2 separate regions of the Homo sapiens genome follow, and region 2 is linked to region 1. A link is a loop called in an ENCODE intact Hi-C map of the cell type or tissue named here. Cell type or tissue: tibial artery. All regions are shown on one strand.

Region 1 (8,000 bases):
ACACCGTCGGAAACAGGTAACAAAGTGGGAGGTCAAGGCTGCAGTGATTATGCCACTGCACCCCAGCCTGGGAGACACAGCAAGACCCTGCCTCAAAAGAATGACAAAAATAAAATAAGTTGCTCTACCACTTTGCGTGGTCACCTGCAGAGTGTGAAAGTGTCCACTCACAATGTGGCCCTGGTTCTTAACTGACCATTTGGAGGGTTGTCTGTAGCCACTGAAACCCAGACTCCAGCTTCCTCCAGGCTCTCTGTCCGGCTGGACAGAAGGAGGAGCTGGTGCTGCTGTTTAGCCAGCCAGGGGATTGGAGGCTCACAGCAGGGGAGCGTGGGGCTGTCACCCATTCCTGTTTCCATGGTTTGTATGGGTAACCGGGAGGCAGCAGGCGACCCCATGGCTATGTCATCCACAGAGAGAAACCTTATCACATACGGAAGCTCTTATTCATACAACATATGCCAACCTTGTCAACCAATAAATGCCTATGGAGCCTTTACTCTGGATCAAGACATCCTTCCAAGTGATCCACCCGCCTCAGCCTCCCAAAGTGCTGGGATTACAGGCGTGAGCCGCCACACCTGGCTCGCCATTTTCCTTTAGCTTGTGATGTGATCATAAAGTGAGTCACATCTGCCAGGCGCAGTGGCTCACGCCTGAAATCCCAGCACTTTGGGAGGCTGAGGTGGGTGGATCATGAGGTCAGGAGATCAAGACCATCCTGGCTAACACGGTGAAAGCCCATCTCTACCAAAACTACAAAAAATTAGCTGGGCATGGTGGCAGACACCTGTAGTCCCAGCTACTCGGGAGGCTGAGGCAGGAGAATGGCATGAACCCGGGAAGCAGAGCTTGCAGTGAGCCGAGATGGCGCCATTGCACTCCCACCTGGGCGACAGAGTGAGACTCCATCTCAAAAAAAAAAAAAAAAAGTGAGTCACATCTCCCTCTGGATCTCAGTTTCCTTGTCTGTAAAAATGGTAAAGAAGGTTTTGACTAAGTGATCCCTGAGCCTTTGTAACTGCGAATTTGCTAAGTTTAGAGATTATTAGGACTTCTACCAGAGGGACAGTAACAGGGGTGGGGTTAAGTGAAACATCAATGTGAAGTGCCTGGCGTAGAAGATCCTCAGAGTCAAGTGAAGCTTGGGGAGCTTCATCACTGGAGTGTGGGCTGGACTTGGTGACTTGCATTCAGAGAGAAGGATGTGGAAATAGGAAAAATAGTAACATTACCACAGAGAAACCTGGCAGGACATCACCTTCACCAGTCAATGAAGGTCAGCATTCCCAGTGATGAGTCGTGTGAATACCAGGTACCCCCAGATATGATGGGGTGAGCAGGGCACCTCATCTCTGTGGTCTTCTTCCCCCAAACCCATAACTCCAGTGTAATCATGAGAAAACATCAGACAAACCCAAACCGATGAACTTTCTACAAAATACCTGACCAATACCCCTCAAAACTACCAAGAGCATGAAAAAGAAAAGTCTAAGAAACTGACGAAAACCAGAGAAGCCCATGAAGACATAGCTAAATATTAGGTGGTACGGGGTCCTGGATGAAAGGCACCGTATTAGTACGTCCTCATGCAGCTAATAAAGACATACCCGAGACTAGGTAATTTATAAAGAAAACGAGTTTAATTGACTCACAGTTCAGCATGGCTGGAGAGGCCTCAGGAAACTTACAATCATGGAGGAAGGGGAGGCAAACATGTCCTTCTTCACATGGCAGCAGGAAGGAGAAGTGCCGTGCAAAAGGAGGGGGAAAAACCCTTATAAAACCATCAGAGCTCATGAGAACTCACTATCATGAGAACAGCATGAGGGTAGCCACCCCCATGATTCAATTACCTTGCACCGGGTCCCTCCCATGACATGTGGGGATTATGGGAACTACAATTCAAGACGAGATTTGGGTGGGGACACAGCCAAACCATATCAGGCACATTCGTATTATAAGCTGCTGACATCTAAATAAAGTCTGGAGTTTGGTTACTAGTAATTTATCAATGTCAGTTCCATTGTTGGCACAAATGTGCCAGGTAACATAAAGGTTATATTAGGGGAAATTGAGTGAAGGGTAAATGGGAATTCCCTGTGTTATCTCTGAAACTTTTCAGTGAATCTAAAATTATCCCAAACTTAATAGTTTATTTTTTTTTAAAGTAAGGTCTAGGCCAACAAGCACATGAAGAAATGTTCAACATCATTACTCACTAGGGAAATGCAAGTCAAAACTCCAAGAGATACCACCTTACACCCACTAGGATGTCTATAATCAAAAAGACAGACAATAACAAATGTTTGTGAGGACGTGGGGAAATTGGAACCCTCATACGTTGTTGGAGGGAATGTAAAATGGTACAGCCACTTTGGAAAACAGTTTGGCAGTTTCTTAAAAAGTTAGACATAGAATTATCCAGGAATTCCTCTCTTAGTATGTACCCCAGAGAAAAGGAAATATATGTACAAATATAAAATACAAAGACTTCTTTTTTTTTTTTATTTTTTTTATTTTTTTTTATTTTTTAACCAATCGCAACTCTGTACGTTGGTATTATTCTAAGGGAGCAAAGCTTTGCCCCAACCCCCACCCCCATGTCCTGGTACTCTTCCACTCTGAGAGCTTTAGAACCGGGGTTCCAAAGTCTCTGCTTAGCCTAACAGTGACGTGCTTGTCACAAAGCCAGAGGCCGGTGTACTCGGGTTAGAGAGGGCCTTTGTCGTTGGGTTTTATTCTTATTGTATTATTCGGGCTCCACCGACCCAAATATTAGTCAACTGGGTTGGGCGAGGTAGGACGGATGAAGCCCACCGTCTAACAATCTGGACATCTATAGGAGCAGATCCGCCGCTCGAAACAGCTGACCCAGCGACGACTGCGGAACCACTAGCAGCGTCTGCACAGATCGACCCCGCCATCCCGCCGTCCCGTTCGGTGACCGGAGACGCAGCCGGGAACGCGACTGATCAGGCTACCGAGCCGGGCCGCAGGGCGAAAGCGGTGCGGTCCGAGGCCTCAGAAAGGGACACGCAGCAGCGGCAGTGGCGCTGACTCAGCCCGGCCTCCCTGCAGTCCCCTCAAATACAAAGACTTCTCCGCAAATGTTTATAGCAGCTTTATTTGTAATAGCCAAAAACTGATCACAATCCAAATGTCCACCAACAGATCAAAGGAGAAGCGAATTGTGATCTGTCCATATGAGGGGCTTGGTGCCTGCAGCAACATGGGTGAATCTCCAGGTAGTGGTGACGAGTTGAAGGAGCCAGTCAAAAAAGAACGTGCTGTGTGATTCCATTTATAGAAAACTCTAGAAAATGTGGACTAATCTAGAGTGAGGGAAAGCAGACCCGTGATTGCGCCTGGGGCAAGGAGACTTGGGGGTGGAGGGGGGGCCAGAGGGAGGGGTTTCAAAGATGATAAAGACATTTTGAGGGTGATGGATATGATCCCTCTCTTAATAGTGGCGATGGCTTCATGGATAGATACAAATGTCAAGACATATTGAACTGTATACTTTAAATGCTTGCGCTTTACTACGTGCCAATCACATCTTCATAAGGCTGTTTTTTGTTTTTTTGTTTGTTTTTTTTTTTTAAAAAAAAAGGCCTCGTAATGGAGATGAGTACAGCCTGGCCTCAGTCTCCCCACCTGCAATGTGGGGGATCCCCGTGTGCCTTGCACCACCTGAGAGCTCCAGGCTTAGGAGGAGACCGAGGTGAGCCCTGTTTCTAGCCAGAAACCCCAAGGCCCTAACCCCCAGGGCTGGGCAGCTGCAGGGCCCAGGCTACTGCCCCTCCGGGGATGGACGGTGCGAGGCCACTCCAGGGGCATGACCTGTTTTGGGCAGGCGGTGGCTGTGGGGAGAAGAGTGGGGAGGTCCCTTTCTTTTTTCTTCCTGAATAAAAAAATGCATGATGCTACATGTGCCTTGGGATTTTTCAACACAATTATCTAAAAATAGTGTGGGCCACCACAGCCTGATTCCTTTTTAGGAAGGATTTTGGGAGCCCAGCCTGTCCTGGCGGCCAGCTCAGGAAGTGGAGGCTTGTCTGGGTGGGGCCGGGGCTGCAGCGACCCTTCCCTAGCTCCGGCCAAGCCCACCCCATCTCCCACTTCGCTGAGAGCCGGGCTGCCAGGAGTGCATGGTGGGGCGGCCAGTGGCTTCCTGGCGGGGCCCACAGCCCCAGTGAATTTCAGCCCTGCTGCTAGGGCACTGCATGACTTCTCTGTGCCTCAGTTTCCCCAACGGGGAAGTGGAAGTCATTGATCACAGTCAACAAGGCCCAGCAGAGACAGGAAAGACACTACTGAGGGAGGGTTGATGGGTGCCTGCTTCTCAGTTGAGCCTCTGTCCTTGCAAAATCAGGCAAACCGTCCGGGTGTCCTGGACAACTCTGACACCTTCCTGCCCCACCTAGGCCTTGGGACCAGCAGGGTGAGACCCAAGGCCTGGACTCCCAAGGCCAACAGTGGCCAGCTCAGGTTGGTTCCACTGCTCACACTCTGCTGACACATCCTTTCCCTATGGGGAGCTAAAGGTCAGACCCTGCACGTGGCCTCCTTTGTTTCCAGGGAGCATGGTGGGTTCTGGAGGCCCAGCACAGCCCCCTGTCCATCCACAAGCAAAGGCCTCGGCCCACTGCTGCGGTGGCCCCAAAACACCGCGTGGCCTGTGGCTGAGGCCTGGACCACCATGCCTGTGGGCAGGGGTCAGGACACATGTTCTGATCACCTGCCGTGCGGTTGGTGCTCTTCCAAACCTGAGGGCCCAGTTCTTATGTCTGTGGCCCAAGAAAGAAAAATCCAGCTACTCAAATAATTTTGAAATGACTCAGAACCTTGCATTTCTCTCTCTCTCTCTTTTTTTTTTTTTTTTGACACAGTGTCTCACTCTGTCGCCCAGGCTGGAGTGCAGTGGCACAATCTTGGCTCACTGCAACCTCCACCTCCCGGGTTCAAATGATTCTCCTGCCTCAGCCTACTGGTAGCTGGGATTACAGGTGTGCACCACCATGCTTGGCTAATTTCTGGGTTTTTTTTTAGTAGAGATGGGCTTTCACCACGTTGGTCAGGCCGGTCTGGAACTCCTGACCTCGTGATCCACCCGCCTCAGCCTCCCAAAGTGCTGGGATTACAGGCGTGAGTCACCGCGCCCAAAAACTTTGAGGGAGCTTTAAGCCCCCAGCCCCGGGCATCCCGCCCTTCTCTGATCAGTGAGGCCATTGGTGACCAGCTCTGCGGAACCCAGGGCCAGTGGCATCCAGACTGCAGGTTCATGTGTGTACACACAGACACGCACGGTGCACACACCCAGGTGCTACACCTCCCTGGGAGCAGGGAGGGATGGAGGGGCTGGGCAGCCTCCTGCGATGCTGTCAGGCCTGCCTCCCTTGGGCTGCTGTTGCCCTGGCAACCACCACAGGCTCAGGGCTGGAAGCCAAAGGACCAGCTCCCCCCTCCCACGCTGTGGTGCCCATGCGGGGCGTGGTCTCTCTTTGAGTGCTCCGGCCAGAGCTGTTTTCACAGAAAGGTAGGGGGAGGGCAGAGGGTGGCGTGGAGCGCTGCTGTGACTGCAAAAAGGGACAGGATTGGGTGGGGGCCAAAGAAGGCACTCCCCCCAGGCACATCCAGCTCCCTAGAGAGATCTCAGGGGACAGGTGATGGGGTAGGCGCTCAGAGTACACACTCCAGAGGCCAGGGAAGGACTGCAGCCAGGAGAAAGGGGAGGCGCCCAGGCCGCGGCACGAGGAGGAGTCTCCCCTGTCGTCACCACCACGCCAGGCCAGGACCAGTGCCTGAAGGAAGCCACTCCTGACCGCAGCCCCCGCGGCTTCTCCTCCCACTACTCCTGGCTGGTTTTCCTGACCAGAGCCTCCCCTCGTGCTGTCCGCTCTTCTGCTCCTTTCAAATCCTCACAGATGCCCCTACATGTCCTTCCACTCAGGCAGAGGGGCTTGAAACCCAGAGCTGGCGCTCTTCCTACAGCAAGAGCGGGGGTGAAGAGTTTGCCCTTGACTTGCGTGGCCCATAGTGATGCACTGTTGTGAGCGCCTGAGTGTGTCCGCCCAGCCGAAGGCCCCTCCCCGCCTCTGTTTCTCCCACAGGGGTCTCAGCCCGAGCGCCCTGTGCTAGCGCAATTGCTGAGCCCACCTCACTCAGCACAGTGCCACGTTCAGCAGGCACCCACTGTGCACCAGGCACACCGCACAAGGAGCCCAGCAGGCGGTGTTCTGGACATTCTTCCCCCTCCCGGCCCAGGCCTTCAGGGAGCGAGCAGAGAATGGAGGACTAGGTCAGCTTCTCCTGGCCCCACTGGAGGCCACAGCCACGGGTGCTGGAGTCACGCACCCTGGGTTTCAAGTCCGGCTCCACTGTGTATCTGCTGCGTGACTTTCAGTCTGTCACTTGCCCTCTCTGTGCCCCACCTTACTCATCTGTAAATGAGGGGTAATAAAGGCACCTACCTCATTGATTAGTTTGTTGTAAAAATCAAATCTGATCATGTCTTGAAAGCCTCAAGTACAAGGTTCCTGGTGCAGTGAGCATCGGCTATTTGGTTTAGAGGGGCGCGAGGCAGGGAGAAGCAGGACCTGTGCCTTCTTGCCCGTGTTCGTCTTACACGGGTCACATGCCCATGGGAGTTCCCACTCTGGGCCTCAGTTTCCCCAGCTGGGGGCTGAGAAGGTGAGGCTCACCAATGACGATGTCTCTGGCTGTCCTGTCTCCTACAGGCCAGGACTGCAGGGGATGCAGGCAGAGCCAAGGGCATCCAGTTGTTGTGTGACGTTGGACAGGTCACCCTCCCGGGGCCTCTGCTCGGTCTCCTGTCCTGTAAGAGGCTCCAGCTGGTGCTGTTCCCTCCCAAACACCTTTGTGAGCTGTGGAAAACATCAGAGACCTCAGGAGGTCCTTCTAGCTGGGGCCCGCTGCATGCCAGGTCTCCATGGCACCCAACCCTGCAAGGTCACGGCTCTCAAGAGGCTGGGCACTTGCTCCAGGTCTCAGCAAGAACAAAGCTGGTCGCTGCATCTCGGTCTGTTGGGCCCCAAGACCTTTGCTATAACCGTCTCCTCCTGCCTCAGCCCCTGGCCCCCACCCTACCTCCCAGAAAGTTCTCCCCCAAGTTCCTGGGTGAGAGCCAGTGGCCCTGGCGTGTGACAGCTTTTGGCTTTCTCCCATCAGAAGAGCAATTTTTTCCTCTCCTTGGCTGTACTTTCTTTTAATGACTTTTTGGCTCAAGGCCCAAGCTGGATCAAAGACTCCCTGGGGGAGGACAGTAGGAGAGGACAGCAGGTTTGCTGTGAGAAAATCGTGGAGGTGAAGCTTGTGTCTTAGGGTCTGGAGGGGACAGATGGGCCCAGGAGGTGGGGCTGCCTCAGGCTCCAAATGGGGAAGGGGTGTGGAACCTCTCTGTCTCTCACCACAGATGCAGAAGAGGAGGTAAGGACAAGGAGCACAGGGTGGAGAAAGGAGCCCGTTAGGGTGAAGTGAGAACAGGAGGCTCCCAGTGTGTTAGCTGGGACTGGACAACCTCTGGGCCCAAGCTTGAGGTCCCAGTGGACCCCTGTCTTCAGAGAAGCCTGAAAGATCTGCTCAGACAAGGAAGGAGGTGAGGGTGGGGCAAGGAGCCTGGGACTGTCTCTAGGAGATTCTGACTCCCTTCACCTTCCTTCTCTCTCACTCAGCACCATCCCCTCCCCACCTGCCAGGCTGGACCCAACTGGGGAAGCCTGGGAAGTACCCCTTGACTTGGTGGGTCCTGGTGTCAAGGGAAAAGATAACCCTCCTGAGAGTAGCTGCCCTGTAGCTGGGCCTCCAAGGTGCCAGGAGGGGAAAGGGCCAGGGCCTGGAAAACACAGCTGCTGATGGCAGCCTGGAGCTAGCCCCGCAGGGCGGGGGGCCACGCAAGTGGTAAACAGGAGGGAGGTGGCTCACCCCTTGGGAGCTGCTGCGGATGTTGTTTTGGAAAAGGGATCAGGAGTCAGCCACTG
Region 2 (8,000 bases), 150 kb before region 1:
CAGGATCATGTGTGTAGTAATAGTGAATTCCTCAGCAGAAAAGTGATGTATACTGAGCACCTGAGCAGAATGGGTGGGCTCCTGGAATCAAAAGATCTTGAGGGCTCGCGTCCCCTTCCCTCGTTTTATACATGAGGAACCTGAGGCCTAGAGCAGGCGGAATGCGTGCATCACGCAGTGGTCTCCTGTTCCTGCTAGGAGATTGTACTGCCCCCTCCCCATAGTTGTCACCGCTTACCGCCAACCCCCGGGGCAGCCCAGGGGAGAGAAGGGAATCATAACTAAAGCAAGAGAAGGCATTTCCCTTTTTGCCCTCCCCACACATACTGTTTAATGGGAGGTATAAAATGGACTCAGGTGAGTATAGACATGGGGTCTGAGCATAATAACGTACATGCGCGGAGAGAAGGAGGGTTCAGAAGAGGCCAGAACTCATGAGAGGGCAGCTTTCTTGCCTTTGATTAAAACTTTGAATGGTCCACTGATGTTTACAAGAGCAAGTCTGCTTGAGTTACCACCTCTTTTGATCTGGAGGCTCTTTGGTGTCATTGGGCTTACTTCCTCTCAAGGAAGCAGGTTGCCCGATAGTCAGCTGATAACTTAGGGTGGTGTCATTTACATTCTCTACTTGCCTTGGTGCAATCAGGGAAGCACATAGGTGAGCAGGCTGGCACTAGGTGGCATTCAAGTGAACGAGTCTCCACAGGCTTCCCCACCGGGTCATCCATGGAGCCAGCTCATCTTGGCCTCCTGGTCAGCATTCCCTCATCCCAAGTTGGGTCCTTGGCAGGTAGTTCCCTTTGGGCAAACTTGGTTGGTTATGGTGTAAAAGTTCTGAAAGCATGATGACTGTACATTTTAGATTACCTGGACAATTCTGATTGAAAACATTATGTTCCACTGTCAGATGATGTGTTCCAGTCTGCAATTTGGAAAACATGGCCACCTCTCTAAAATGCTTGCACTAAGTGGAGATGTCTTTGGAATGATATCTCCAACTCTCCTGCTTCTTAATTGAAGTGATAGAAACTAATAATACTCAAACATTGAGATCCCTTTGAGACAGTCAGATTTGGCTCTATGGTATGTAATTGCCAGAAAAATCTCTTCAGGGGATGTTGAAATCCAGTGATGTCATCAGTGGATATGAAGGATGAGGTTTCTAACCAAAATGATTATGTTCTTCCTGTAAATCATTTCAGAAAATGTAGGTAGAAATCTAAATGAAATTGCCTTTGGAAGCCTTTTTTCCATATCCTTTGACTTCTCGATTGTTTAGTTTTTAGACAGAAAATGAATGTGCTCAATTTCAAAACCAAAATGAAAATTGCTGTGTTTTTTGGATGTCAGAAAATTGTGTTCTTTGTTGGTACTGACTTTAATTCAGAAGCATGAATTTGTCCGTCGCTTCTCCACCTACAAGGTATCATTTAGAATTGTGCTGTTTTCTAACTACAAATCAAATTAGTTTCCCCTAGGAGAATGGGATTATAAGAACTTGATTTGCAGAACTACCACTGAGGCAATATTCTGGGATATTTATTATTTGTGGGTCTGTTTGAGGTTCTATATTGTACCTTTTTAATCAAAAGATACTGATACTTTCTCTAAAAATGAAAAGAATGCATTTAGTATAACTTGAAAGTCTCTCATAAATAGTATGTTTGTTTTGTTCTCTTCCAGGCATTGGTCTCAGTATGGAACATATATAGCAAATAAATAAAATGAGACCATTTGCAACAGGCCCCTGTTTCCTTCAGAGCTGCTTTTTTTGGGCTCAAGAGGGACTCCTAACAAGAAAAACTTAGAATGAAATCTTCAAAAGCAGGCTTGTTTCCGTAAGAGATGACTCACTTTGTAGGAAGTGGCCTGTCTTATATATTCTTATTTGTCTTTGACATTTAACAGCAAGGAGTTTTAAAGTGAGTAAGTACTGATGGGTGGCTAAAAGTAAATGCCTTGGACTCACACACAAAGAAAATGCATTTTGTCTCATTAGTGAGAGGGAAGGTGTGTGTGTGGCCTTTCTGAATGTCAGGGGGAAGATCAACGTCAGCCTGCCGGGACAAGTGACCCCGGAACCTCATGTACCACTTTCACAGGAAAGACTGGGGGGGCCTTTCTCTGCTCCTACAGACAGATGGATCTGCAGACTTCTGTTAATTAGCAGAGGGAAAAAGGCAGGCGAAATCTAACTTTGTTGATTCTGAACTTCCTATTAGGGAAAAGAGGAAAATGAGCTAGCTGTTGAGTCTCAGACATGTGATATATTTGGAGGAATCTGTAGAGAAATTAAATTTTAGAAGTAATGGAAACAAGTTGCTGTAAAGAGCATTTGATTTCTGGATAGATGAGATTAATAAGTTTGAATGTGCCTGATGTATTTCTGTGCTAAGCATAGAAAATTGACGGTGTTCTCTTGAGTCCTCTGTGTTAATATCTTTTAAAGTAAAAATCTGCTTTCTTCTTGTTTTCTCTTATATATCTGTGTTGTGCTTCCTTAAACAAGATTGAACTCATCTTTGTGTTCTGTTCCAGTGAAGATGTCATATAGGGATTTGAATGTTGCTTGGTGATAGAGGAAAAGTAAGATATATCTCTGTAGGACTCATGGAACTTGATGACACAATTGGGTGTTGGGAAATGCAGGGCTGGGAATTTTCTCCCACTCTTTAATGTAGAGCAGAAGCAGGATTCACGAGTGAGGTGCAGCAGGGCCTCACTTGATGGATGATTCGGCTGCTCTAGAGCGCAGCTGCGTCTTCTATGAGGCTGGCTATGAACCCGAGGCCAGGGAAAACTTTGTATCGGCTGCCAAGGCTTCCTCCAGATGCCTGTCGACAGGTACAGGTGCCCTCTAGGTTCACACTTCCAGGACTTCAGTGTTTGGATCATCCCGTATATCATGTTCTGCGGTGCCCAGGGGATTTTGAATAAATAACCCAAGATGACAGGCCTCTGCTCATTCCTACCCTTGTCTCCATTCCCTTCGCAAATTGGTAGGGGCAGGAGGGCCTAGGTGGACTCCCCGCCATGCAGCACTAGGTTCTCTCTCCATCTGCTTCTCTATTCCATGTTTTTTCAGGCCAACCGGGACGCTGTGCTGAGCAGGATACCTGAACACAAGAGTGACCGCCTCATCAGTCTGCAGAGTGCATCTGTGGTCTATGACTTACTCACCATTGCTCTTGGAAGAAGAGGCCAGTATGAGATGCTGTCAGAGGTACAGCTGCTGAGTCTGGTTGACATCCAGGTGGTGGGTGGCAGTTGCACGGTGACCCCAGGGAAGCGCTGTGAGACCTGGTCCTGGGCCCCCCTCTATTAGTGGCAGCCATGTGATCTTGGGCCAGTCACTTAACTTTGGTTTTCTCCCCTGTAGAATGGGCCTTGGGCTAAATGATTAGGTGGTGGAATTGATCTAGTCTTTTACCATGAGAGTTCCATAACCCACCAGGCTGTGAGTTTGTGTGTGAGGGAAGGCAAACATTTCTCAAGCAGTTTCTCTTTCCACCAACTGAAAATCTCCCATCTGTGATATTAATTTCCTCATAGAACAGGTTTCCTTTAAAGTATCAATGTGTACAGTGAAATCGCCAGTGGCCTGACAATTTCAGGCACAGTGTGTTATGTTAGCTGGTATAGACCGTTTCATATAAAGGAGACAGTCTTCTTTCAGAGTCTTTTGCTTGTTCAGAAGGGACCCTCGTGGATTTCAGATCTTGTGCAAGGTACTGTCATCTTCTCACTCCCTCAGTTTCTAAGAAACGCTTAGGATGGAGGCTTGCCTCTTTCACAGTTTCAGGAGAAGCTGGTTCATCCTGGGCTATGGTTATGCATTATTAGGTTCCTGCCCAAAATATCAAATTCTACCATGGTAAGGCTAAATAAATAACAAGAAGATCACTTTATCTTTTCTTTAGCAAAATAGAGAAAAAAAAATCCCTATTTTTTAAAAGGAACTTTTCCATGTTATTTATCTTTCTCTTTCTAAATTTATACCCATTGCAACAGCCTCTGGGCACGAGGACAGGGAATGAAATACAGTAACAGATTGGCTGAAATCAGATAAGTGCCCGACTCACCCTCTAGCCTGCCAGTGCATCGCCACATTAGGCAGGAACCTTGGGGAAACAGATGAGCCTGTGTGGCTTGAATCTTTTTTTAGTCCATGGTTTGGTGACTCTACAGGGCAGTGGTTACTCAGCCTCACAATCTGGCCTGACAAAGCAGTGTGTGCAGATGCCCCCACCACATGCGGCTCAGCCCCGGGACTCAGTCCAGGCTTAGGATTGGCCTAGGTTGCTCATCACTAAATGGATCGAACCTCTCCCGGTACCTTGATTTCCTGGACCCCCCTTCTCCCCACCACCTAAGTTCCTGTCAGCTGTGTCCACCACAAAGCCTGTCACTGGGGACCATGCCACCCAGCTCACAGTTGAATTCCTTTAAGGTGAATTCGTTCCTCCAGACAAAACACATTATCACCTCTCTAGGTTCAAGGATGACAGTGGTACGCACACATCTACTTCCATCCTATTGGGTAGCAATGTTGCCTTTCCCCAGCTCGAAATCTCCTAGGTCCAAAACAAGAGTGAGGAGCTTGAGGTGTCTGGCCCTGTTGACTGGCTGGGTGGTCTCTGCCCCTGGGCTTCCCATTGTTCTGTGAACGTTCTAGGGGGTGGTCATCACCCTGGTGGTTTCCTCTGCAAGCTGTGGCTCCGGGGCCTGTGCCTGCTCCTGGCACAGAATACTAGGACCTTGTTTTCACCCAGATGACTTCTGTCTTGATATCATATGTAGCTCCCACCTCGTGGTGGTCACCTGCCTCCCAAATGACTGGGTAGTGTAGTTGCGGGAACCTTTGCAAGTCAGAACTTCACTCCCCTAGTCACATTGCAAAAGGTGGTGCAGTGCCAAAGGTTGCCTCGGGGAAGCTGGAATAGGAGGGTAGAAGAAAGGCAAATTTGTTACTGTATCTCCCCCAGAGCCTTTTGAATTTTATACCATATCTGTGTTTTATCTTCTAAAAATCTCAACCAACTGATGAAATATATGAAATGGAAGATGTTTATTTCTTCAACACATGTATGTACTATCACCTCTTCTGTGCCAGGGGCTCTGATTAAGGCCAGGGATACAGCCAGGAGCAAGGTGTGGCCCCTGCTCACAAGCTGCCCCCAGCCTGGAGCTGCCAGGTGTGACAAGCAGCTGTGGCCCATGTGCTGACGGGGGCGGGCCCAGCACAAGCTCTGCATGCCTTATCTAGGGGTTGGATACTTGGCTTCAGCCTTGCCTGTGCCTACCACTTAGGCAATTGGAGCGAGCATTCACCAACTGTGTTGTCTCAGATCATCCGACTAAAACGGTCGATGTTGTAGGAGAAAGATGAAAGCTCACAGCATCTCAAGGCTGCCTGGCCCATGGTTGGATAGCTCAGTTACTGAAGATAGGGGTTAGGTCCACCCTTTGCTGAGTGTGGGCCCTCTCTCCCTCCCTCTGTCCGAGGCCACATCCTACTCTGGGTGTCCCACTTGTCTTACTTCCTCATTTACTGGGGTTTTTCTGAATCCACTTTTTTTTCCTCCTCATCTGCCTTTCCATTTTCTCAGGACTTTAATTTAAAAGAGTAACTGGATTTTTTTTTTAATTGAAGTACAATTCACGTAACAAACCTAACCATTTTAAAGTGTAGAATTCAGTGGCATTTAGTACGTTCATACCACTGTGCAACCATCACCTCAAATTGCAAAACCTTTTCCTCACCCTATAAGAAACCCTATACCCATTAAGCAGCCACTCTCCATTCCTCACTCCCACCAAGTTCCTGTCAACTATTAATCTGCTTTTTTTTTCTATGGATACTGATTTGGGGTATTTCATATAAATATAAATAGCCAATATTTGGGCTTTGGTGTCTGGCTTCTTTCACATAGCATAATGTTTTCAAGGTTATCCACATTATAACATGGATCAATATTTCTTTTTATGGCTGAATAGTATTCCGTTGTACAGATCTACCACAATTTGTTTTTCCATTCATTAGCTGATGGAAATGTGGGTTGTTTCTACCTTTTGGCTACTATGAACAGTGTTGTTGTGAGGATAACTGGATTTTAAACTTCCTATATTACCTTTCTCTGAGCTCCATAAATGTTAGTAATTATCATTTTTATCATTTGTCTTAGAGATATGTTATATTTCCCTGTCTTCATTTCCTCCACTGTCAGCAGGGCGATCTTTCTGAGACACAGGAATAGACATGCCATCCTTCTGTTCAGAAATATTCGACAGACCCGCGCTCCTTCTTTTTTCTCTTTTTGTTTTGTTTTCCTTTCCGCCCATAATGAAATTGACTTCACTGTTTATCTTTTCGCCATATGCAATAGTCCTGCATGCTCCTTGGAGAATCAAACAATACATGCAAAATATGGAAAAGGAAAGAAAAGTGCCTTAGAATCCAGCTCTCCTGAGATAGTTGACTAATTGACATTTTAGAGGCAATCTTTACATCTGTCTTTATGAATAAATTGTGCATTATGTAAGTTTTGTTGAATGGGACAGTATCTTGCACATTTTATTGTGGATATTCCCTATCTCTCTTCTCTCCTCCACTGGCACCTCACCCATCTCTGCCTCCTCAACCCCAAACTCAGGTCATCAACATAGTGTGTCACAGGCTCTAGAGTCAGAGAGCTTTGGTTTGAGCTCTGGGTCTGCTATGTACCAGTCGTGTGAGCCTAGGCACATCATTAACCTCCTATGCATCAGTTTCTTTTCCTGTTAAATAGGGGTAATAATTGTGTGCATGTATATCTCAGACAGTTGGGAGATGCATATTCATTAATCCATGTAAAGTACTCAGAACAGAGCCCAGCACTTAGAGCTCGTTAAGAGGCAACTGTATGCTGCTGCAGTTACTACCACTGTATATACAGGAGTTACTAGGCACAGGGGAAGCAACAAAGGATACAAAAAGATCTTTTGCCTTCAAGAAATTTCCATTCTAGTTAGGGAGACCACATAGAAACAAACAAAAAGATAATCAAATTAGAGAATACATAATAGTGCAAAGCATGTTAATTGGCAGGTGAATGGAATAGGCCAATTGCAGCAGAGTTTATAGGTTGGGAGTGCCAGTAAGAGATTATGAACAATGGATATATGAATTGGCTCTTCAAGGCCTGATAGGCATTAAGTGGTCTAGGAGGAGAGAGACCCTCTTCATCCTTAAGCTTGCGGAGCTGTGAAGGCACTGGACCCAAGGGAACAGGAACCCAGGGCTTGCTCTCATGGAGAAGTGGGAGGAGAGGAGCTTGGAAAGAAAGTGTGGGGCCTGATTGTCAGCACCACAACCTGTTGGCAGACTTTACATGTGCCCCTTGAAGATGCGATCTAGACATATCACCGTGTGGCTCGTGTGTGAGTAAGTCCTCTTTGCCTCAGAAACCTTGCTAGATCTTCTTTTACATGGGTGGAAGCTTTTGTGGACAGAAGAGTTCATAAAACCATCAGTCAATTGTGAGAGAGAGAAGAGGTCTTAACTCCTTCTCACCCTGTCCTTGTGCTTTCCTTCCTTCTCTTGTCCCCAACCAGCATTAACACTTACACGTCAGGGCACAGCATGTCTTCCTGCTTCTTGGCTCCTCTCCTTGGCTGACCTGGGCCCACGGGCACCACAGAGGGTGGGGGCGCCTCTGCTGCCACTGCCAGCACATGTTCCTCTCTCTCCTGTCCTTGGCACCCTTGTGCAGTGGGTGTGTTGTGCAGCGTTGTGCAGACCCAGCCTTTTAATAACTGTGCTCACAGGGGTAAGTGGGAGCAGAGCCTCTCTTTCTCAAGGAAGCTGGCCTTTCTCTTATGCTTATTCAAGATGGAAGGCTGCTCTCCCATCTCAAGACCGGCCGCCTCTGTGTGCACCACATCATCGTGCCTTTCTTTCCTTATGGACTTTTCAGCCAGATGCTGGCCAAAGAGCATTGTACAAAGGAGACACAGACCAA

Evidence for each region. A loop is a pair of places that touch in the nucleus more often than their neighbours do. Peaks named below come from ENCODE experiments on the same cell type or tissue, not always from the same donor. Only the 100,000 strongest peaks of a DNase experiment are listed, where the experiment ranks them.
Region 2: a loop joins it to region 1, with 2.0 times the contacts of the local background. A loop is called at or near these places in 2 of 110 quality-filtered maps.

What each region holds. Positions count from the first base shown.
Region 1 is chr14:90,520,493-90,528,492 of GRCh38, reverse strand. TTC7B (tetratricopeptide repeat domain 7B) reads left to right here. Exons shown (of 20, transcript NM_001010854.2): 20 at 1-3,929. Among named protein-coding and RNA genes, the nearest start is that of LINC00642, 69 kb to the right of the region's middle. RefSeq lists an enhancer at 4,914-5,775. In tibial artery, a CTCF peak has its summit at 4,082; DNase peaks (open chromatin) are centred at 5,767 and 7,452; H3K4me3 peaks cover 526 bases; H3K27ac peaks cover 5,551 bases.
Region 2 is chr14:90,671,746-90,679,745 of GRCh38, reverse strand. It overlaps TTC7B (tetratricopeptide repeat domain 7B), which reads left to right. Exons shown (of 20, transcript NM_001010854.2): 9 at 3,086-3,223. Among named protein-coding and RNA genes, the nearest start is that of TTC7B-AS2, 22 kb to the left of the region's middle. In tibial artery, no CTCF peak of the experiment used is centred here; a DNase peak (open chromatin) is centred at 4,265; H3K27ac peaks cover 6,753 bases.